4 separate regions of the Mus musculus genome follow, and regions 2, 3 and 4 are each linked to region 1. The links are chromatin loops, found by intact Hi-C in ENCODE. Cell type or tissue: heart. All regions are shown on one strand. Each heading gives the region's core, and the rest is flanking DNA. Links, peaks and the distances in the headings are about the cores only. Region 1 has its middle 19 kb from the start of Emcn. Region 2 has its middle 47 kb from the start of Gm567. Region 3 holds the start of Gm38650 (a long non-coding RNA gene). Region 4 has its middle 83 kb from the start of Gm26107.

What was found. A loop is a pair of places that touch in the nucleus more often than their neighbours do. Peaks named below come from ENCODE experiments on the same cell type or tissue, not always from the same donor. Only the 100,000 strongest peaks of a DNase experiment are listed, where the experiment ranks them.
Region 2: it touches region 1 in a loop (2.7-fold over the local background); 2 of 42 quality-filtered maps call a loop at or near these places.
Region 3: a loop joins it to region 1, with 1.9 times the contacts of the local background. A loop is called at or near these places in 2 of 42 quality-filtered maps.
Region 4: a loop joins it to region 1, with 13 times the contacts of the local background. A loop is called at or near these places in 4 of 42 quality-filtered maps.

Annotation. Positions count from the first base shown.
Region 1 is chr3:137,319,416-137,325,656 of GRCm38, forward strand. No RefSeq gene overlaps it. Among named protein-coding and RNA genes, the nearest start is that of Emcn, 19 kb to the right of the region's middle. In heart, for the core only: no CTCF peak of the experiment used is centred there; a DNase peak (open chromatin) is centred at 3,096.
Region 2 is chr3:137,239,497-137,245,737 of GRCm38, forward strand. No RefSeq gene overlaps it. Among named protein-coding and RNA genes, the nearest start is that of Gm567, 47 kb to the right of the region's middle. In heart, for the core only: no CTCF peak of the experiment used is centred there; a DNase peak (open chromatin) is centred at 3,615.
Region 3 is chr3:137,368,605-137,374,845 of GRCm38, forward strand. Emcn (endomucin) reads left to right here. Exons shown (of 12, transcript NM_001163522.1): 2 at 4,124-4,246. Gm38650 (a long non-coding RNA gene) reads right to left here and starts at 1,016. Exons shown (of 5, transcript XR_003954564.1): 1 at 808-1,016. In heart, for the core only: a CTCF peak has its summit at 3,081 (motif pointing left); no DNase peak of the experiment used is centred there.
Region 4 is chr3:137,147,680-137,153,920 of GRCm38, forward strand. No RefSeq gene overlaps it. Among named protein-coding and RNA genes, the nearest start is that of Gm26107, 83 kb to the left of the region's middle. In heart, for the core only: no CTCF peak of the experiment used is centred there; a DNase peak (open chromatin) is centred at 2,932.

The DNA.
Region 1 (6,241 bases), core at 860-5,859:
TCACAACCATCCATTGGACGGAGCACAGGGTCCCCAATGAAGGAGCCAGAGAAAGTACCCAAAGAACTGAAGGGGTTTTCAGCTCCATAGGAGGAACAACAATATGAACTAACCAGTACCCCCAGAGCTCCCTGGGACTGAACCACCAACCAAAGAAAACACATGGTGGGACTTATGGCTCTAGGTGTATATGTAGCAGAGGATGGCCTAGTCAATGGGAGAAGAAGCCCTTGGTCCTGTGAAGGTTCTATGCCTCAGTATAGGGGAATGTCAGGGCCAAAAAGTGGGAGTGGGTGGGTTGGTGAGCAGGAGAAAGAGGATCGGGATTTTCAGAGGGGAAACTAGGAAAGGAGATAACATTTGAAATGTAAATAAAGAAAATATCTAATAAAAAAATAGTATGAGTCTGCACTGTGGCACAGCCTTCTGAAGAGGACTGCAGTCTCCTAGACCCCTTGGAAAGATGTCCTGTTTTCCTGATTCCTGACAAACTCAACTGTTAAATTCCCATGACTCCTCTTTAGTTTGCCTAGCTCAGCAGGCATTATCCCCTCTACTGACTGCTGTTTCAATTTAACTCAATAAACTCAATCGTTGGTATTATGAGTTGACCTAAGATAAAAGTAAAAAGACTGGACAGTCTCCAACCCTTCCTCCTTTGTAGGAACATGGAAGGGCTTTGTTATCTTTCACCAGTTTGATAACTTAGAGGATAATGTGGTTTTTCTGAGACACATTGCACAACACTTGTCTCTGATGTGTCAACAAAACCCAGTGGAATTGGCTGTGGTGCTGATTAAAACAGGATTCTAAGGACTTGGCTTTAGAACCTTACACATTAGAGTTTGAGGATTAGACACTGCAGGGTCTTCCCATGCCAGGTAAACTGTGTGGCCATGTGAGCTCTGCAGAGCTGCTTGCAGCTGAAGACCTGGGTACCTTATTTACATTCTCATTAAGATGCAGTCTCTGTAATCCCGCTTCACCACTGTGGCACTGTAGCAAGCTCTAACTTCTTGTGCTAAGGAGACTTATTTGTCTCCATTGGAACACTTTTATCCTGATGACTCCTGTTTCTTGGAATTGGAAAATGAGATGGAAATGTACCCACTCCCATAACCAGCATCCCAAGGTTGATAACTGCTGGCTCCATAGAGCATTTGGAGACACACAGTCACCTATCTGCCAACAAATACAAACTCTTCCCACGTGGAAAAATAAAGATACTAAAAAAAAAAAAGTATAACTTAGAGTCTAAACTTCAGCTTACCTTGTTACTAGGAAAATGATATATCTTTTATTCAATCTATGCACCACATATCTAACAATTTATGGATCCCATCTGAATCCCCTAAAATTGGCTTTTTACTCAATTTTGTTGCTCTAAGTAGTCTTATAGTGTGGAAAGGAAGATTTCATCCATGGTAGATGGTGAGAGATGTTACCTCTGAGACAAACTCACCACTCACCACTCAGTCCTGCACCCCAACGGTGGGAGCTAGACAAGAAAATCATGTGTTTGTGGCCCACACCCCGGACTCGGTGCCTTCTATCGTCTACACCACTTGGTGTGTTTTCCTGTGTATGGCAGCTTGCTAACCCCACAGGCTGTTCTGAAGATCTCATTTTACTTAACCTCGCGGTAGCAGGTGAACATGAGGGGCAGCTTCTCCCCTTCCTTTTTCTCTGTCATCTCTGTGGAAGTTCATTATGCCTTTGTGAGCTCCTCAGCCTTCACTAAGCAATTAAATGTTGGCATGACCGCAGGCCCCTTCTCTGTGCACAGTTCCATCCACTGCTGTTAACTAAATGGCAGTGTACACACGATACACAAACTTATCGCCACCCAGCGTGGTTTTTCTTACTTTCGGATGGACGGATGGTTGTGCCTATTTGAGTCTCCTCAAAACTCTACATCTGCAAAAATGAACCTAGAAACACCCTCCTGAAAAGTATGTATTTTTGTTGTTAGTGCTATGACAGAAACCATATATTTTTTTAAAGTGGGGGAGTTAGAAATGTCCCAACAGTTCACTCTCCTCGTACTCTTAATTCAGTCCTTCAAGTGCTCCCAAAGTCAGCTCTTAGACCTGTCAACTCCCTTCTTTCTTTCTCTTTGTATTTCCTATCTCTACTCTAGTTTATGTTCCCTATTGTTTTGTGCCTGCGATGAATAACCTTGCCATCAGCATATGCATGTCACCACTGGCTTTGAAAAGACCTCTGACAAGACCACACTTGCTCTGGCATCTGCCATCTCCATTGTAATAAAGTGATAGGCAATCTTTTTCAAAACACACATCTATTTGAACACCCTGGAGGTAAAAAGAGCCCGTTAACCCTCACATCACCCACTGGACCTGTGTAAGACCCACGTCTCTGTCCTTTGGATCACAGTCAGACACAGTGACCTCTCTCTGTCTCCTTCTGCACAAACGCCCTTTAAGAGACTGCCTAAAGTGATGGTCCCTTCTTTTGACTATTTGACTCTTCTTCCAACAGGCTTGTAATTTCTTCCAGGAAGCCCTGTCTGTACACAGATTTCACTAAACTGAATTTACAAGTACATTCTCAAAGCACACCTCGTAAAATGGATTTGGGAAGAGGACATGTTCTGCATATTTATGATGCATCCTACGTGATTAAATGCTTGTTCCTCACTATGACCTTGCCCACTAAAGTGTGGCCTGAGGACTCTCTGCTAGCATTGACCATGTAGTTCCTAGAGGCTAGGACATGTTTGAGCATACCAATATTTAACGTGTTGAGAAACTAAGGGACACGTTTGGCGCACGTCTCTCAGAGCTTCTCTCCTTCCGAGGGTTTGGATAAGTCAGAAATCTTGAGAACCCAAGCAACGCTGATACCACCTCAAGATTCCCTGTGAATACATCATAGCAATTAAAAGCGGAACTCCATGGCAGTCTTCCTGGTTTTCTAATCCTTTTCTGCCACCGAATGCACCTGCGACCTCTGTGCAGTGTTTGTCCTCTCTGAGCCTCGGTGTCTGACAGATGGGAATGCTGATTACACTACAGCACGCGATTCCCATGAGGACCACATGAAGAATCCCGAGCCCGGAGCTCAGCACAGCCTGTCTCATAGAATGCTGCTGTTTCATGTGGCTATTGTGGCTCCTGGCCTTATGACTCCTGCTTCCTTCCTTTTCGGCTCATGGATCCTCCCAGGTCATTAAGATTCCATCTCCACGGTGAGCCTGGAGGAAAACACAGTCTCAGACATCTTTTTTTAACGACAGACGGGTTGTACAAAGCTGTTACAGACACTTGTGCTAGTACTGTAGATGTTACTTTCAGGAGAATTGCCCAAAGTATCTTGGCATGAACCCCACTTCCTCTCTTCGCGGGCCCATCACTACATTCAATTTCTTTCCTGATTTAACCCATGACTTTTCCCCTCATAGAGATACCTAGGGTTTGCAGTGCAGTCTTTCTCCTTCAGCCTCTCTGCTGAGGAACAACCCTTATTGTGTAGTCTACGAACTAGAATTAAAGTAGCATTTGCGCTCCCACAATACCAACAACGCACTGCCTTCTGGGATACTTCCGTGAAGTCCCTTGGTCCATGAGCAGCGTTTAAGGCAAGCCTTTTAAAGTCCTTGCTCCTGTTCAAATGTCAGATTTGGGATTGTGCCACCTTCTCATTCACGTTTCTTCAACCACGGGACGATGTCTTACTTCACTCTGCCTCAAATGCAACAGATTTTTTTTTTAATTCGAAAATCTATAAAATTTCCAAACTTTATTTGAGAAAATTTCACCCATTCTTTGGATATAGATTTAAAATAATTTTCTCAAAGAATGCTGTTAATAATTAAGCTCCCTTATTGCACATTTTCTTATGAATCCATTCACTCACGTCTGAATAAAATAGTAATTGTTACCATTAAATCCTTATGATTACGATTCTATATTTTAAAAAATAAGTATCCTTAATATGATTTTTAAAATTAGGGCTTGTTTTCAAATCATGCATACTATGAACGAAAATATATTATTTTTATATAGTGTATTAATAAGATATATTTCATCCTTTCGTACTTTGGGTCTAGATCCAGAATAGATTCATAATTTGTGTTCAGTGGGTATTTCCTGAAGGAGTGATTTACTGTGCATAGCATATTGCTGTATTGCAGCATTACTGAGCTGCTGCATTGCTGGATCAGTGTTTTCCATGGATGCACTCCCCACACATGCAGAAAGCTCAAACTCACACTCAACTTTGAGACACTGAAGTCAAATATATTGGTACAACAGTCCTGCTGTTTCTTGCCCAGGTACAGGACAGAATGTGAGACAGTAATCACAAAGACATGGGCTGAGGACAGGGACACTGAATAAGAGGCCAGAAGTAACTTAGCAAGCTTCTGGAACTTTCCTGTGTGTATTGGCTTAAATAAGCATTTTTGTTTCTTTTCATGAGAAGGTGTTCAACTGAATAACTTCTTTTTGTTTTAATTTGTTTAAAAAAAAAAAACTTTTTCAGGCTTGCTACACAGTTCTAGGGAATTTTCAGAGTCAAGTTATTTAGTTGGCTTACTTGACACATTAGACAGTTTAATATAAACCATTTATCTCCCCCAGGGAGAACATAAACAATTCTGCAGCTTATAAAATTTCATGGTCACTTTTAGGAAAAAAAAAGTAAAGTAGCAGAGTACTTTAAAAATATACAGTTCTGTCTAAAGTGAATGAAAAGGAGCTGCGAACTGGAGAGCTTTAACATCCCACTAATGCCAGAAATGTCAAAAGAACTAGAAATGCTACAACAAATATTTTCCAATACTAATTATTTCTACCTATTTTGTCTTTGTAATATTTAGTCACTGTTTTATATGATAAACATCTTATAAAATCATTTTCCTGAGAAAGAAAAGAAAGATAATCACCACGCATTGACCAAACTCTTTGCTCAGTTACATTCAGTTGTAATATCTAACCATTTCAGCATACACACATACACACACATACACACACACTCACACACACACACACATGTTCAGGCAGCATGATCAATTCTATTTGTTATGATTTTATCAAGACAAAACAGTTACATTGCATGATGTATGGATTGTATTATACAAAATGTATTAAGTGTCCCTCACAGAAGGGAACATGAAACCACACGCACTGCCTATAACCTGATATGTCTGATGATCATAAGAATGCTCCCCAAAGTAGCCTCTCATTCCATACATTGCAAACATTGTTTTCCTTCCACAACTCACAAAAAAATCCAGTACAGAGAGCCATAAACCACATTCATACGACAATCATGCTCAGCTGAAGGACAGCTTGCAGTGAACAACAGGACACAGAAATGGCCACTCATAACTTGATACCTAGACTTGACCATGAACCCTAGAAATATGCCATCAAATCTTAAACAGACTCAGCATCCCTATTGTCTCTACCTATATCCCCATGACACCAGTTTTCAGTGCTACTCTTCACTAGGACAATGGATCAAGAGGAATCATGACTTCAGCTAAAGTACAAATCCTACAGCAGAACCATGACCAAATGGAATCCTGAATTCCACCCAGAAGAAATTGGAAGAAACATCTATAAATAAAAGACTCTAAAAGCTAAATTAGCTTTGTGGTAACTCTGTCTCTGTCCTCAGCTTTGTCCCTGGTGAGGTCTCATACATCAGCCTGTGTTGTTTTATTGTAAAATCAGACTGGGAAAGGCCACCAAGTTAGATAGAAAATCTGGCCTCTGGCAGACTGGAGACTCAGTAAAGCCTCTTAAGACCCTGAGATCTGAGCCTCATATCTTCTTTGTATGACCTTTTGTCTCTTAGGATGTCAAGGAGAAAATAAATTTATACTTGGCCTAGCAAGTGCTTCTATTTTTCATTATATTCATCAAGCCAAGACTCAACCAAAGGGACAACTTACAGTATTCCTTTTGGGAGGCTGTGTTTTCTATCTACAAAATGTAGCTACAATATTAAGAATACATCTCAAATATGAAATTAACACACTTATTGGGTGGGCTATTGTTGGGAGCCGCCCTCACATTTGCCATTATAAGATGGCGCTGACAGCTGTGTTCTAAGTAGTAAACATAATCTGCACACGTGCAGGGGCAGTTTTCCCGCCATGTGTTCTGCCTTTCTCGTGATGACAACTGGGCCGATGGGCTGCAGCCAATCAGGGAGTAATACGTCCTAGGCGGAGGATAATTCTCCTTAAAAGGGACGGGGTTTTGCCATT
Region 2 (6,241 bases), core at 565-5,564, 80 kb before region 1:
GAAGCGGGAATAGGATAATGGGTTTCCTGGGAGGAAATCAGGAAAGGGGATAACATTTCAAATGTAAATAAAGAAAATATCAAAAAAAAAAAAAAAAGAAAGAAAGAAAGAAAGAAAGAAAGAAAGAAAACAAAAAAGAAACCAAGGCTCTGTAGAAGAGATATGCCATCTGGCTTGTCCAGAGGGACACTGGGTATAGTTATGCCATGGTTTAACCAAGTGAGAGGCTAAGCCACCTTATATAAGAGTATCATTATGGTTGCCTGGACATGGCTCCTTTGTGATCAAGTTTGCTTAATAAAATTGGGCCTGCAAAAAAAAAAAAAAAAAAAAAAAAAAAAAAGAAAAGAAAAGAAAAAAAAGAAAAGAAAAGAAATATGCTTAATGATTTTTAATTAAATTATGTTAAATTTATTTTTACTTACTCACTTTACATCCTACGTACTCCCCCTAGCTACCCCTACAAACAATCTTTTCCCTAGCCCCCTTCCCTTTTCCTCTGAGCTGGTAGAACCCCGGTGGATATCCCCACCCTGCTACTTTAAGTCTCTGCCAGGCTAGGCACTTTCTCTCCCAACAGACAAGGAAGCCCAGCTAGAAAAACATAACACACAAATAGGCAATAGCTTTTGGGAGAGCCCCTGTATCAGCTGTTTGGGGCCCACATGAAGACCAAGCTACACATCTGCTACATATGTACAGAAATGTCTAGGTCTAGCCCGTGGATGTTCTTTGGTTGGTGGTTCAGACTCTGAGAGCCCCAAGAGTCCAGGTAAGTTGGTCTTTCTATGGAGTTCCTATCCTCTTCGGACCCAGAATCCTTTGTCCTATATTAGACATAAAATATTAATATTTCACAGATCCAAAGAAGCTAAACAAGAAAAAGGCCCAAACAAGAAAGCTTGAAACTCGCTTAAAAGAGGGAATAAAATAGTCATACCAGGCAGATGGAGGAAGGGAACTGGGAGAGAAGGGGATAAGGAGAAGAATTGGGGGGGGGGTTCAGGATCAAGTGTGGGGAAGGACAGGAAGGACAGCCAGACGGCCAGGAAAATGCATGGAAATCTGCAATTGACTGGGATGAGAAGGTGGGGGCATCTCCAGGACAAGACAAAGACCTGGGATAAGGGAGGTGCACAAGAATCAATGGGAGTAACCTTGACTGAGACTGACAACATTGGGGATATGGAACCTGAAGAGGCCTTCGCCTGAAGAGGCAGGAGCCTCAGTGGAACAATAGAGATACCAACCTACCCACAAAACTCTCAACCCAAAATTTATCCTGTGTACAAGAAACTCAGGCACAGTGGATGGAGCAGAGATTGAGAGTATGGCCCAATTTGAGACCAATCCCTTGGGCAAGAACCAATCCCTAACACTATTGATGATAGATACTCTGTTATGCTTGAAGACAGGAGCAGATTGTTCTCCAAGAGGCTCCACCCAGCAGCTGACAGATACAGGCACCCACAGCCAAACAGTAGTTAGAAAGGATGAAGGATTTCTTAATCATTCTTAGTACCATGCTTTTCATCCTTGGTGCCAGGCTGCCCCATAAAGACTGCTAGGAAGTGTTTAGAAACGAGAAAGAAGGAACATGCTTTCTGTCTCTGTGAGGTCCTATGTGGTCTCCCCAGAATTACCAACTTCGCAAACTGAGTCCCTTTACAATCAATGGTAATTTCATTTTCTCATCAGCTTCAGTAGCTAGAAGTTTGTTAATTATTGTCTTCCCAATTCATGTGGAGAAAAACAACACATGCTGTACATTTTCTCTTGTTGAAAAGTAGGTTTAAAAAAAAATAAAGTCTAAGGAATAAAAGTTGAAAAGAATAGGATGGAATGTTTGTGTTTAAAGAAGAAAGTGGAATTCATATTAAGGATGTAAAGTCTCTATGTAGTCAATATCCACCAACCAGACAGTAGAATAATAGTGAGGCTGTGTGCTAAAGCCCCATAGTGACTGCTCAGAGATCTTATCCAGAAATCTATTTTCTAATTGATATATTGATTTTACATGGACAGTTTATATCACTAAAGTGGAAGGAAGGTGGAATTGGCCTTAGCTTCCCTCTATAGACATCGCTAACATGCTAAGAGGGTTTTTTTTTTTTTTCCTATAAGATGTTCATCAGCCGTGGTTGGGTCTTAGCAGACACCATTTATGGACATTCTTTAATTGAAACATAATTTATGTTTAAACTTATAGTACCTCACGGGGAGATGTTTTCTTTTTTGGATGCTTGTCTCTGATCTCTTTTTATTTTCATCCTCCTGTGAAGTTATTACTGTCCGTATCCTTTTGAACTTTAATTCTAAAGGAAACTTAAACGATCCTTCTGTGTGCGCCATCTTCTAAAGGGATGAGGCTGCATCTGCTCGTCATGGGTTTTGTTCAATGAGTGGAGACATGTGACCTTTCTAACTCCTCCCACAGAAGGAGACTAACTGGTCAGATTCCATCCCCGGCTCACATCTTGAGGTCCATCCTTTCTGAATGACATTTCAGCTTGGAAATAGGATTTTTTTTTTCAAATTGCTTTGCTTCAAATTCCATTGATCTTAAGACACATTTTAAATTTGCTTCTAGAATCAAAGAAGAACAGATAAGCAAGGAATTGAGTTCTTAAGCAGAAAAATTGAAGGAAACTCTCAACAAAGTTTATGGACGTGAAGGATTTGCCTGCTAAAACCCATTTTGTTTTGTTTTGTTTTGTTTTGTTTTGTTTTGTTTTGTTTTGTTTTGTTTTAATTCACTGTACCTTATCAGCCCTCTATTTGCTCTGACCTTCTCACAGTTCCCATTTGCATCTGAGGAAAATAATCAGCTGTGTGGTTCTGCTGGCCAGTGAGCAAGACAAATCCCGGGAATACAGGTTATTCAGAAGGCACAGGCAGGATGAGGTGGAGCCAAGGAAGACGTGGGGAATGGGACAATGGCTTCCTTTTCTTTCCAGTGAAGCTGAGCCCTTCTCAGACCACAGCAAAGGTTGTGATCCAATCAAGTCTGATCAAGTGTTCCAAACTCTGAAAAGAGCTAACCCTTCTGTCCTTCTTTTATGATTCTTTGTGTACCCTGGCCTATGCAGAGAACACCTATGTGTCCTGTAAACTTACAAATTCCTTTTCACATGCTCATTCATTTAATCCAAGTATATTTCCTAGCTCTTCTCCATTTAGTGAATATCTCATATAACTCCCTTCTAAACAATAATTCAAATTACAGCCCTGCTATGCCGGTTTATGCCAGTCATCTTAGTATATGAAGGAATGGAGATTGTGCTTATTACATTACTGTGAGCTAAATCTTTAACTGCTAAAATTTTATTATGATAGAGAAGTCACTTTTGCACGATACCATGTGGAAGTTATTTGTAGTTTCTCTTTGCTCAAGTTAGAAAAATGTCAGGTATGTTTTGATAGGGTGCCACCAATTGTTTTTCATCTAGTCCTTTACAATTGGCATCTGGAGAGGATGGTGTCTCACACCAAGAAAAATAATGAAGAGGGTGGTGTCTTTGGCTGAGGATTCCCATCTGTCAGACTGTGGACAAGTATGTAATTGAATTTAACCTTGGTTTCTAAGGTTAGAGATAGATTAGATAAGTGGGAAATGGCCTCTCCTCCCATATCCTGCTCCTGAAGTGTAGGAAGTGACTAAAATGGAAGCACGGGAAGTTTGCAGCTGAGGTATCAAAGGTTTGGTTCTGTGGTACTTTTTTTTTAAGTTCAGAAACCCTGTTGTAAGAAAAGATGAATTAAGTGATCTGGAGATTTCTGCAAAAACAATTTCCCCCATTTACATTGCCATTCAGTAAACAGAGAATCTTATTCATTCAGCAGAAACCTATTATTTTGTTTTCCCTGTGCAAATAGGATTATTAAAATACTGCCAACTTATTCTTCTGGCTGCTGCTCAGTCATTTGGTATTTACCTCTCCTTTTGATGACTCTAGTATTTACAAAAGAGCAGTCTGCCTTTGACTGAAAACTGAAAATGCTTTTCCCATGCTCCAGAATGGCATACTGTGTTAAAAGGAACAAACATATAAGACACTTGTTTGATTTGCTCTAATGAAGGTAGGAAAAGAGCAAGAAGAATAAACGTATAAATAAGCCAATGAACTTCAAGATCTTTATGAGTTCATAGGTTTCTTTTGAGCACTCAAATCCTCTTAAGGGAAAAATTCCAAAAGCATGCAGAAAACTGAGCTCTTGACTCTAGCTGCATATGTATCAAAAGATGGCCTAGTCGGCCATCACTGGAAAGAGAGGCCCATTGGACACGCAAACTTTATATGCCCCAGTACAGGGGAACGCCAGGGCCAAAAAGGGGGAGTGGGTGGGTAGGGGAGTGGGTGGGTAAGGGAGTGGGGGTGGGTGGGTATGGGGGACTTTTGGTATAGCATTGGAAATGTAAATGAGCTAAATACCTAATAAAAAATGGAAAAAAAAGATAATAAAATACTGATTCACAGAAAAAAAAAGAAAAAGAAAAAGAAAAAAGAAAAACTGAAGGCAGAGCAGGGTGTCCCTGCTCCTTGTTGGCAAGCTGCTTTTCTGACTGTTTTACTTTGCATTGATTTAAGCACCATGAGGCTCGGACTACTTCCTCATTCGGAATCTGCACCATATCCTTGCCCTAGTCTATAGTTAATCCTCTAGATGAACAGGGAAAACGAGAGCCCTTTCTTATTTGAAAAGAAGTTTCAACACTCATTTTTCTTATTTTGAAAGCTCTCCAGATTCACTTCTGTGGTTCTCACTGCTCTTCTGTGTCCCAGCCCCGCCTCCCTCAAGTACAGACCAATGAGCTTTGCATGTGTAAGGTGTGGCATGATAATGTCTGACGTGTCCTAGAGAGTTTAAAGTAGTTTGTTCTTAATTTGTTGTTTTAGAAATGGAGACAGATGATGAATAAAATGGTTCTTTCTAAAAGGTAGATTTTTTTTTTCCCTGTATGAGTCCCAGTGGTCTCCTTCCATGGTCCTGACATAAACAGGGTGGAGGATGTTATTTAACGTGCTGGAAGAAAATAAAAACGACCCAGCACCAAATAAAACCATGTTTTAGAAGCAAACCCCACCCATGTGTCATGCACCACTCTGTGTTCGTAGGCAAGGGAAGAAGTTGGCAATTGGGGGAGGGGGTCCTCCTTTCCTGTGTGTAGCATCACAGACAAAAAAAAAAAAAAAAAAAAGAAAAGAAAAGGAAAAGGAAATGAGCATCTTCGAGACATGGGCATTTCCCACACTCATTATCAAGGAGGCTGTTAAAGTGGAACACAAAGAAGGTCTTCACTTTTGGGTGTAATTTTTTTTTTTTTCCAAGACAGGGTTTCTCTGTATAAGCCCTGGCTGTCTTGGAACTCACTCGGTAGACCTAGCTGACCTGGAACTCAGAAATCCGCCTGCCTCTGCCTCTGCCTCCCAAGTGCTGGGAGTGGGTAGGTGGATGGGGGAGCTCTCTCATGGCGGGGAGATGGGATATGGGGGTGAGATAATATAAATCTTATATTAAAATCATGTCTTTAAATAAGGAAAATGTAGCAAAATCATATTTTACTTTACAATCATACTTATTTAAGAATAATTTTGAATTGGACAGCTGTCAGAAGTACTTCCTTATTCTGGTATATTCAGTTTTGGTTTATGCAGCAAATTTCACACTAAACTTTCAGAATAAAATAATGGAGGAAACTTTACTTAATAAATAATTAGCAAGTGTATCCAGAGAAAGCTCTAGGCCAGTGAGACTCCTAGAGATGGTAGAGTCACCGATGATGTATAATTGAGGGGCAGACAAAGTCAGAGAATGAGCAGCAAGAAGACTAGAACAAGTTACCAGTTAGTTTAAGACCAAGTAGAACAATTCAGTGAGAAGCTGAGAGAAGCCAGATTGAATGGGCCAAATTGGAGGGGAATTTGATCCAGAGCAGCTGAATTGAACCAGCCAGTTCAGCTAGAAAGGGTGAGCTTATTCAGCAGTAAGCCTCCGAGAGAACTCTCGCTCCCTGCATTGCTCTTAATTATACGTGGTGAATAAAATTTACTTTTACACTCTACCATAAAGTTCCAGAAGCCTGATTTCTTTATTGTATAACCATGACTAACCTCTATGCTTCTAAAAATGCCAAGTGTACTTGATTTGATATTTAATCATTGGCTCACAAAGGGGGAAAAAATCAATGTAAACACTTTCATCAAACCAAGATTTCTCTTTTTTATCCTTATAAAGGAAA
Region 3 (6,241 bases), core at 885-5,884, 49 kb after region 1:
TCCTCACAACGCTATTGGTTATTGTAGGTACATTGTGCTACTTAGATTACGTACAGCCATGTCTGTGCACTAATTTTTATACAGAGCCAATTTATGTGGCAGAACTTTGACTTTCTCCAGATACAACTCATATTTTTGGTTTTCTTAGCACTTGTTGCAATAGATGCTAATAAATGTTTATCAAGTTAAATGGCTCTTTAGATAGTATTTATTTCTTCTGAGAAATAAAATGTAAACACACGTTTGACCATGTCCTTGTACATTAAGGTTTTTTTTTTTAATAAAATTACTTGCATCTAATGTCATTGGCAGTGAATCCGTGATATGTCTTATGTCAAAAGACAAGGGCTGCTATTACTTTTAGAAGGACTGCAATCAAACTGATCGCCTGTGACTATACACCTCAGAAAGCTTATTTTCCTTCAAGAGTTTAAACCTTTCCTCTGAAACATTTTGCTCCTAGAAAAAGATAGTGAATACTTTCTCAGACACAGTGGAGAAAATAAGTACACATAAATATCACTGTGGAGCTGGGAGCAAAGACAGAGATCCTCTTGTTGTGTAACAGACTTTTCATGCATAGACACAACACACACACACACACACACACACAGAGAGAGAGAGAGGGAGAGAGAGAGAGAGAAACATCTATACATTTCAGAAAGAAACCTATCACAGAACAAAGTCCAACTACTATGAATTTTTACTAAGTTATTAGCAAAAATACTCATGAGGGGTTGCTTATAGGAACAAGGATGACTGACAACAACAACCAAAAAGGAAAGAAAGACAGGAAGAGAAGCTCACCCCAGCATGTTGATGGTTGGCAGAAGTTGTAGCAGCTCCATGGTCAGAGAATCCCCTCCCTGCAGCTGGGCTGCTCAGAGGCCTCACCCAGCACTTCACTGGTGCCTCCTCGAAAGCTGGGGAGGGGTCTTCGGGAATCTTCAGCCACTTTCCCAGACTCATGACTTTTTGTTTCTCTCAAGCCCACGATCCTGTAGAAATTCAGAGGAAATTGCTATACAAAAACTTATTATCATATAACAAAGATTGCAGAAATGCTAACACAATGAATTTTCTACCAGCTGAAAACAGCCTTTAACAAGTCATTTTCTTAGCAAAGCTCTGCTACCTTAGGATACAGAAGGGATTCTATCCTGAATGCTGGACAGAGAATCACCTAAGATGCTTCTTGCACATGCAGCTTTTCTTTTTCTCTTTCTCTTTCTTTTTCTTTTTCCTTTTTTCTTTTTCTTTTTTTCTTTTTCTTTTTCACTGGACAAATATTCTACAAAGGACTTTAAAAAGGAATTGCCCTTATAGGCAATACTGTTTCTCAATAAACTAACAAATCCTTATTGTTTTTTTCACCAGCAGCATTTGCAGAACACAACCATGTAACCCACAAAGCGTCTTGTGTTATTTGCTGTACACTGCTGTTATGGTCCCTACCAGAGTAAACGGTACTTGAGGTTGAAGCCATAAGGAATACAGCAGAGCCTTTTACTGTTATCAGATCATGATTTTCATACAAGCAGTCACCCTGTTTGTTGGGTGAGGAAGGGAAAGAGAGAAGAAATACCTCTGGAGATGGTGGTGGCACTCAGTAATTAAAATTGTTCCCACTGGAAAAGTCTACATACAGGGTTCAATCATAGCTATGTACTTGTAAGTTAAATAACAGTCTTTAAGTGGCACTGTATACTTACTTGTCTTTGACTAATTTACCCACTTCAAATTAAACTTAGAAATTAGTGTTAAGTGATGAAATGAAATACTAAGTGACAGATAGCTAGAACAACAAGGTTGAGACAGGGGATAGCCTACCCATGTGTGTTCCAGCTCTCTGCTGAATATGGAGGATGGGGGACAGGGGTGTGGAAAGGCCAAAGAGAAGGCGTGAGATCTACTTCCAGAGAGGAAGACCTTTCGACTTGATTTCCATAAAGCCTGTGAAAACGCAGCTCTCTTTTCTGTATGTGCTAAACACATCTCCCTGAGCTGATGCATCAAGCAAGTTCCATTTACCGTGTCTATAAACAAAGTCAGTGCTGGGAACTAACACTTCTGAGCACCTCAGGGCTAAGAAATGAACAGTGAATGCATCTACCTCAGGACACCCGAAACTCTGCGCTTCCCTGGACACACCAAAGATTGCTTTGACACAGAGTCAAAGAAAGTTTCAAATACAAAGGAAATCTGAGGTTCCATATTGATACACATTTACTGTTAGGACATATGTAGTTCAGGATATGAGCCTAAGTACTCATTGCTCTAAAGCCATCTGCTTTACATAATCTACTCTATGCACTGTAAAATTCAAGGCAGACAGAGAGTAGTGCCTTCTTCCGATGGTTGATGTCTTTACACCCCTGAAGATATCTACTTACTGCATTTATGCCATGTGCCCACAGTCTGACTTCTGTGGAGAGGCTGGGGCCCTGCAGTTTTTCTGAGTGAAGGACAATTTCACTTCTGGTTGAAGACATACAGAGAGAGAGAGAGAGAGAGAGAAAGAGAGAGAGAGAGAGAGAGAGAGAGAGAGAGAGAGACAGAGAGACAGACAGAGAGAGAGACAGAGAGACAGAGACAGAGACAGAGAGCTATAAAATATGGGGCCAAAGCCTTAGAGAATTATAGTAGTGTTAGAAACTAATTTCTTCATAGACTATTAAGAGTTGAGCCTCATAGATTTGACTTTGGAAAGAGGATGCTGCAGCAGTGACTTCTGCCTGTTATAAACTGGTTTTCCTCATATGCATCAAAGGAAGCATGGAGAATTGTCATTAAAAATATCTTTATATGCCCCAGTACAGGGGAATGCCAGGGCCAAGAAGTGGGAGTGGGTAGGTAGGGGAACAGGGCAGGGGGGAGGGTATAAGGAACTTTCAGGATAGCATTTAATATGTAAATAAAGAAAATATCTAATAAAAAAGGAAAAAATATAAAATGTGGGGGCTCGAGAGATGGCTCAGTGGTTAAGAGCACTGACTGTTCTTCCAGAGGTCCTGAGTTCAATCCCAGCAACCACATGGTGGCTCACAACCATCTGTAATGAGATCTGATGCCCTCTTCTGGTGTGTCTGCAGACAGCTACAGTGTACTTATTATAATAGATAGATAAATAAATAAATAAATAAATAAATAAAAGTAAATATAAAATGTGGGCTAAAATTCATTATTACATTTCCATAATTTTGGCTGCTTAAGCATAAGTACAATTTACAGAACTAAGCAATTTGAAAATATGAGCTTATCCATGACATCATGACTTAAACTATCACAGTTGCTTAGTTTGCAGTTTATTGCTCTTCTTGGTAAGGTATCATTCTTTCTCTCTTGTGTTTGCATACATATATGACAAATTGTATGTTAAAAAATAAAACAAAGTGTAAAATATAATGAATATAGAACTTATATGCATTAAAATACAATAAATATATACATATTTAGAAAATATGTGAAGTATAAATTATATGGTATAAAATATGTTTTATATAACTGACAATAAATAATATATCACATTAGTTTATACTTTATAGAGAGCAAAATATTTTAAAACAGTATAAAGGTTAAAAAGAATTATCAAGGAGATATATATGTATGTATATATATATATATATATATATATGTATGTATGTATTAACATTTTAGTAATGAATGACTTTAGTGTGCTATGAAAATATATAGTTAAACATCCACTCTCTAGAGACCACACATTTAATTATTTTCTCTGGTCAAGTCAGTTATAGTAAAAATATTTTTCAACATCACATATAACATTCCTCATTCCCCATTAGTCTTCTCAGTTATTGCATAGCTATAGAAACACTGACTACTCTGCCATTCATCCAGGAGAATCCACACCGCTGTGAGAGGCAAATGGACCCAGGAGCTAAGATCAATTGATAACAACTTGGAAATTGGTCCCAAATCCATGCTCTACTCACTGGGTTAAAAGAAAACATATATATTATATCACAATATACATCACATGTATATGTGATAGATACATAGACAGATAACATAACTCAACTATGTTAGTTTACTATATTTAAGTAGACTACTCTGTTGATGAAACCATTAATAATAATGAAATTTCTTAAACATATTTTTTCAGATGTTCAGAATGACTCTATTCCAACACCGGCAGAAACTTCCACAACAAAAGCCTCTGTCACAATACCAGGCATCGTGTCAGTGACAAATCCTAACAAACCAGCAGATGGAACACCTCCCGAAGGTAAGATCTTTTGATATAGAATGTAGTTTTCCTTTTAAAAGCAAAACTAGTAAGTAGATTGTGTATAATGTACTATGGGGAACAATTGTTACAAAATTAAGTAATAATTTGCTATTTACAAATTCCTCTATAGTTCTGAGTAGAACGTAGCGTCTGGAGGCCTTGCTGAGTTTCCTTACTGATGCTCTTTAAGATCACTTCCTGTTTGGGAACACTCCCATTGTAACTGTTATATAAACAAAGTTTATTTTTAGAGAAGAAAACAATTATCATACCTAAGTCCTAAAATATCTTTGTAAATAACCCGGGTCTCCACCTACATAGCACAGCTAATAATTGGAAACTATTCAAACAGTCAGGTTTTGCGGGTCATTATGTGCTAATAATAGATTTAATTTGTAGACCTCTGTGGCAATGTTATCATGATTATTACTGGATGGGGCAGCAATTATGCCAGGAAAAGTATTAAAGGAGACTAACTAAGCATCTTTAAAATGTTGAAATGCCCCTGGGACTGGTGGTGCATGCCTTTAATTCTACAACTGGGAGTGGGGGCAGGCCAATGCAGACAGACCCCTGTGAGTTTGAGGCTAGTTTATTCTGAATACCAAATTCCAGGGCAGAAAGACCTATACAGAGAGAGAGAGAGATGTTGTTAAAAAAGAAATGAAAAGGGGAAAACAAAAAAAAGGGCATTATAATCATTCAAACCCTCAAAGGATTTTCAAGCCAATATTTGCTACATTGTTAATCTTGAAATACTGTGGGGGGGGGGGAGGATAAGGCATCTCAAAAAGAGAAAAATAAACTTATTAATTAGTTACCAGAAAATTGAGTATTTAGAGCATATGATGGCTGAAATCCTACCTCTACATGTTTCATCTCTTTACCTTCTTTAATTTTTACTCTAAAATCAGGCTCACAAACAGTCATGTCAACAATATGGACTCATGGGGCTACAGCGATACAAAGAGGTTAAGAGCATAGACTGTTCTTCCAGAGGACTCAGCATCCACATCAGAGCACACAACCAATCCATAACTCCAGTTCCAGGAGATCTGACACCTTCACATAGACATCCATGCTCATAAAACACCAATGCACATTAAAAATTTAAAAAGGAATCATAAAAACAAGGAACCACTAACAAAACAAGACAAAAAAAAAAAAAAAAAAAAAAAGCAAAGCCAATCTGGACTTGAATAGGGTGGTAATTTGACAGATACAAGGGATTACCAGCAGCATCTATGTCTACCATGCTTGATTCCAGAATGAAAACAAACCAGTTCTCACAGAACTTCTTGACCAAACCAGAAAAAAGCACACACAAGTGCAGCATAGGGGATTTGAGTTCCAGGATATTGCAGAATCTTATTTCCAACAAAGATAAGCTCCAAATGGCACAGTTAAGATGTCAAAGCCCAGGAAGGCTCGAACCACCTCCTGAACATTGTGTTTCATTTTGAAGGATTGTCTCATCTGTGTATAGTTGGGTTTTTGTTGTTGTTTTGTTTGTTTGTTTTTGTTTTGTTTTGTTTTGTTTTGTTTTTACAAAGTATTGCTATTGGCTTTCTTCCCTAAGTTTCAACTGATTCAATATGAAATCAGTTCTAAGTTGGCAAGGGTACCCTGTGTTTGCAAGCAGTAAAATTTATATAAGCGTCAAGACAGAGAACCTGAGTGCTGACTTTGCATCCAACCCCAGTCCCCATCTCTAGATGATGCTGTGGTCAACAGTGCTTCCTGAATGATAACACAAACCTGGGAACCATGTTTAGTTACATGAATCATAGAGACAAGGGTTCACTGAAAAGAACTCTGGCAGAATTATAATTCCTGATAGTAGAAGCACATCTTGTTTTGCTGAGTTCAGACGTTATTTCAAACCTGTTCATGTTAAGGCAGAGAAAGCAGATGTTTTTATCCTTTTTGCAACAGGCATTTCCTATAGTTGGTCGTGAAACACCTGTCTCTGAAAGAAGGGGGTAGCACATT
Region 4 (6,241 bases), core at 368-5,367, 170 kb before region 1:
AACATTAATTAATTCACTCCTTTTTGAGATTTCAATTTGCCTAGATGATCCATTATAAATTAGAAAATAATGTGCTCAGGTTATAATTTAAAACGTTCTCAGCTGATAGTTAATGAACTTGATTCAGGAAGGGTAAACTGAAAGAATGAATTTTTAATGCTAATTTAAAGGACATTAGTTGCTATGGACAGAATGATTTCATTGCCACTGTTTGAAGCAGGGAAATTAGGCTGCAGCTGCAGTGGCTCCCATAGGTAACTAGCAACATCTGTACTTGCGAAGGGGTTAAAATTTGTCTGGACAGCAAAGAGACGCAGAGATGCTTTTCTAAGACAAAGATACGTACATGGTTGGGAAACCTGGATACTCTTATCTTGTAAAGTTGTTCCTCCTAGTTCTCCTTGGGAACACAATGAAGCAAAGTCATATTCTAAGGCCAGATATGATCACTTGGGTCGCTTCCCTCACAAACAAGAGGCAAGACACTAGCCCTGCCTCCTTACCTCTGGCTGTTGTGAGCATTGTTTTCATTAAGTGCCAATCACTGTCTTATACTGAATTTGACCATGGGCCAGTGAGTATATAGATAACACAATTTGAACTTGTTTATTATTATTATTACTATTACTATTTTAGTTTTAATTTTTTATTTTTTGGGTGGGGGGATATGGAGAGACTGGGAAATGAGTGTGATCAGGGTGAAATTCCCAAAGAATCAATAAAAATATTATGTTGAAAAAAATTCCAACTCAAAGTTCTAATAAGAGTCAGTTCTAAGTTTTCTAGTCTGAAAGTCCCCATTTGTAAGACTGCAAATAGTCACAGTGTCTTTAGGACATAAACTTAAGATGGTAAAAGTGGTGAGTGCTAGATTCCAGACTGGAACACAGAATATCTACTGAAGGCAGATAGACTTCAGAGTACACTCATAACTAGACATTGATTCTAACTCAGGAGATCATGAACAGTTAAAGATGGGCTTTCAGTTAACATTACCTGATCCATTAACAGCATTCAGAGATCATCATCTCAGATACATACCATCAGTGCTGGGGTCTGCTGAACCCAGACAGTGTACAGGCAGGATGAAGAGCCTTTGTTCAGTGCCTATGTTTTCTCACAGGCGGTCTGCTGCGTGTATCTAACACTGCCAAGTGATTGGGGGGTAGGAGGGAACACAAAGACATAGTTTCAATAAGAACATTTCCTTTTATCCAATCATTCACATACTTTAAAAAACTTACCAGTAAGAACTAGTCTGGGTACTGGACAGACAAGACTGGTCAAGACACCATGCACACTCACCAGGAAGCCTGAAGGAAGAACAAGAAATTTAATAATGAGCTGAAAAGACAATCTGTACCCTAAAGAAATAGTTTAATATTGTTATTATTATTATTATTATCATTATTATTATTATTAGAAAGAAAAGTTTCAGGGGCTGTGACGTTTGAACTGAAGTGTGGAAAATTAGGACAGGGTGGGGTGGCGTGTCAAATTCTCCAGCCTGGTCATGTTTGACATTTTGCACTTGGGTCATTTTTTACTATAGAGAACCAGACTGCCTCCCCCAACCCCAACCCTGGAGATATTTAACATCAGCCTTGTCTCAATGCAGTATATCACTACTTTCCCCAGGCTATCACAGTTACAAACATCTTGAGATGTGCCAAATGTATCTTAAGGGATCAAAGTAGCCCCAAGCTAAGTACTGCTTGGCTTCACAGGAAAGTGGTGAGCGCTGAAGAAAAGAAGAGGGAGGGAGAGAATCACATAGAAGAGGGCCCGCTGGGGGCTGGGTGATGGCTCAGTAGGTAACATATTCACAACACAAGGGGATTACCTAAGTTTGTAGTCACAGTAGCTGTTGAAAGCTGTGCATGGCCATGAACACCTATCACCCCAGAGCTGGGGAGGCAGAGAAAGGACAATCATGGGCTTAACTGACCACCCAGTGCAGCCAATCATGGAACTCCATATTCAGTGATAAACCCTGTCTCAGAGGTATGTAAATAAGTAAATAAACAAACAGACAGGGTAGAGAAAGACACCTGACCTTTTGCCTACACACGCGCGCGCGCACACACACACACACACACACACACACACACACATCCTCTATACAGTCCTGGCTGGCCTAGAACTTAGAACTTGTGATTCTCTTGTCTCTCTCTGTTTTAAGTGCTAGGATTACAGCCATGAACTACCACAGCAGATTCATTGTCGACTCACTTTTATGACTAAATATCCATAGGAGATTTTGAATTGTTATGTTGCTGCCTTCAGTCACCATTCAGAAGCATGGACAGTAGTATTTTTTCTTCCTGTGAAACACAATAACCCAGATTGCTAGACATATCTTAAAAGTGGCTGGTAAGTTCTAATAATGTCATGAACACTTACCTACTGAATAACACCAGATAATGTTCTATCCTTCAAGACTTGTCTGCATAAGAAATGTTTGGGTCATAATGTATAGGGTTTTTACAACTGTATTACTGTCTATATTTGGAAGAGCTAAGTCATAATTTTGACTTTCAGTTAATTGAGATTTTTATACACACAGCATCATAACCCTTTAATAACTGACAAACTCAGAATGCAGATAATATTTTTGGCAATCCAGAATTCTTCTCAATAAAGTGCAAGAAAGCAAATGGTATTCTTCAAGTAGGGAATACTATTTGGCTCAAGACTGTGTACATACACATTTCATCTGAGCTCACATCTTTCCGCCTCTCTTCAGACAGGAAACCACTTAGGATCCTTTTTAAAGGACCTCTGAGTGTCGATGGGTCAAGAGAGCCAGTGATGTAAAAAAAAAGAGACAAGGGCTGAGGGACGGCTGTGCTCCAAAGGCCTGGGAAGAAAGCTTATCGTGTTGCCCGCTCTGGCTATGACACATCCCAACTCCTGGGAGGAAATCAAGAGCGGAAACTGGGCAACCATGGAGATGAGTCACGAGCAAGGAGACTGTGAGCGTTATGAAGCCGACAGCTGCAGAACAATGGAAGCTGCGAGGCTATTTTTGTTTGGCTTCAACAATTAATTGAACCTGGTGGAGCTGACAGTGTGCCTTCTCTCGATCTTCCCTTACTAAAAGTGGAACGTTTCCATGCCAAAAACTAGCATCTCCTTCCTGTTGGAGATTGATTAAAACGCCACTGTGCTCTTTCATGTGTTTACCTCTAGAAGGAGCTTATTACAAGACAAAAAGTATCCAAACGTTGAAAAAAAGAAACGGCCATTGTGTTACTGGGTTTCTAAGGCTGAACTGAGAACTCAGATATAGGTGGACCTCTCTCCTACCAGTAAGTATGGCAAAGAATAGCCAGAGGCCTTCAGAAGCAGATGGCTTGCATAGTTACAGTTATGGATTTCTTTTTCTTTTTCTTTTTTTTTTTTTAATTTTCAATTACATTTCCACGGGGGGGGGGGGGGAGGAATAAGAATTCAGTCAAGAAAAATGTAGCTATCCCTAAAAATTTCTCACTGTTCACCAAAGTGCCCCAAGTCGAGACAGGTATAAATTTAACATTACCATATCAGAAAACAAAATTTGAGGCAGAATTCGGAAACTTGTGTGAAAATGATTGTCAATGTACTGATCCTAGGATATCATGAGCATTTGTTAATATCTTCCCAATCAACATTGCTTCTTTGGAGCCTATGATTATCCGACCATAAAGAGGTTGAATAGTTTTCCTACGTTAGAAACATCCCTTAGGTTGTAGAATGGAGAGCAGATATGGAGAGAGTAGGAGATGAATGGGATTGGGGTAGATAATGTAAAATTCACTACTACTACTACTACTACTACTACTACTACTACAAATGAAATATCACTTTGGCTGGAAGTTCCAAGATCTGAAAGGAGGTTTTAACCCAAGTGGCCGCATGAATCATAAAGTGGTCACAGGATTGGCTTCAATGAGCAATGACTAACAATTCTGGGAGCAATGTGGGTCTAATCAGATACCTCATCTTAAAGGAGCTGGGTCAGAATTCCAGAAGGGCAGAGACAACTGGGAATGTCTCCAGGACTTGAGCAGGCTTCATGGCATGTTAATGGGAGAAAAAGATGAACCATTTAAAGTAAGTGTTAATACAATTAAATTACTGGAGGTAGAGGAGTCTGCAGGGAAAAACCAAACTGGAGAGGAAATAGGGAGGAAAAATCACCACAAATTCCTCTCACTCTTGCACATCCTCAGAGGCAGCTCTAGCTTCTCATCTCCAAAGTGTGATTACATTGTTCTAGTCTTTTTCCCCCCAAATGCACCCATGTAAACACAAAAATCAAGATGTTCTTGATGGCCACAAGCTGCTGTGGGACCTCAGTGTTCATTCTATTTCTTCCTAATGAAGTCTTTTTCCTCTTCTTCTTCAGGGCATAAAATATTGTATCTGTTAAATACGACCTGATGTTGTAGGACATGATTTATGCAGTTTCTTCCATCATTACCTTTGAGTAAAACATCAAAAAAGTATTTTAAAGGAGCCTTGGCAATGTTGTGCAAGGGTTTGCCTATATGCATGAAGCCCGAGATTTGATTCTCAGCATCACATGGATACTGAGACAGAGGTCAGTCTGGACTATGTGAGACCCTGTAGCAACAAGAAAACAGATGTCAACCAACCAAACAGAAAAAAAAATTGAAATTAATTAGAAACTCATTTCTGTGAAAGGTCACATGCTGCCAAGCCTGACTTAGCATCCTCTATCCTATATATGCCCTGGATTGAGCACCATTCTACAATTTGGCTCTTTTGTTGCTATTTTCTTTCTTGTTTAATTTTCTTTTCTCAATATAAAATAAAATTTTATGGACAGGAATTTAGTTCTTCTCCCCAAGAAGAACTTCTTCCCAAGGTACAATTACTGTATATATTGATTTAAGATATCTTTTAAAGTTTACCCTTGCATTTTCTGTACAATGATGTCTTGGAATTACCTCTGCATTATAATGCTTACTTTTCTGAATATGGATTTTAAGCCTCCTTTAATATTTCAGAATCACATGTGAGAAACACAGCCTTATTCTTCACCTGGAACATTTCAATATATTTAGCTTTTATTTGGTGCTATGATCATTGGAAGATGGCATCACCTTCTGAGACCATCATTTATATAGTCAAAGGACAAAATTGCTTGGAAGATTGTCACCTCTGGCTGATGTGCACAGTGTTCTTCTCAGTGGTTTGTTTCTGAAAGACAATGTATGTGTTGAGCAAGAGTGTGTGCATATGAACAGGTACACATGTGTGGGAGAGCATGCAGAGAATAAGAGGCATTCGAAAACAGTTATTTAAGTTACATTAAGCCATGATACCCTATATTTTTAAGTGTGCTTAAAAAGTGACTTGCAGGCTCACAATGATATAGTTCATGTTTTAGCTATTCCAATAAAGCCCAGATGAGCTTACACTGCTAACAACTTCTTCCTCCTGTTCCCAACCCTGTGTTCTCACTTCTCGGATTACTTACATAATTGTCGATCATGTATGTCCTTTCAATTTTATAACCAGTTTTTAGTAAAGTCCTACCAGCCAGCCTTTGGTTACCATTTTGCACCACATTTTCTTTTCTCGGTTTCTCCACCTCTTGCTTTGACTCTTAAGGCTGGTGTGAATTTTAGTTCTGATTCCTGCAGCTCTGTCCCTACTGTGTACTGTGCTGAGCAGTCTGACCAGACACGGAAAGCATTGCTCACACATGCAGGCCATGGCGTTCTATGTCACAAGTGTTTCCTCATTGTCTTCTTGGAGGAAATGGGTGTGGGAGTCCAACATCAACTTCGTTTGCTTTCATCTGAAATGACCTTGACATTGCTTACTGGTCTCAAAGATAATTCGTCTTTAAGAGGAAGTGGTGCCCTCTTCCTCGGGCCAGGCTTTCTTCCCCTTGTATGTATTATATAATTACCAGAGAATTCACATTTTTATTTTTTGATTTTTGAAAAGAGGGTGGTCTCGTACTCCCAGTTTAGCTGAGGATGGCCATGATCCTCCTGCCTCTCTCCCCTGAGCACTAGAATGACAAGTCCAACATTTGAAAAGACCAATTCCTTTCACTCTTTTAGTGTGCTTTGATTGTCATGCTATTGGGGCATAAACAAGGCCCCACCCACCAGCTGCAGCGCCAGCTCCTCAATGTGCATTTTACTGTTACCAGCGTCCTTTTGGTCCTCTCCTTAAGACTTGCTTCTTAAATATTTTATTTCCTTCTGCTGTTTCACTG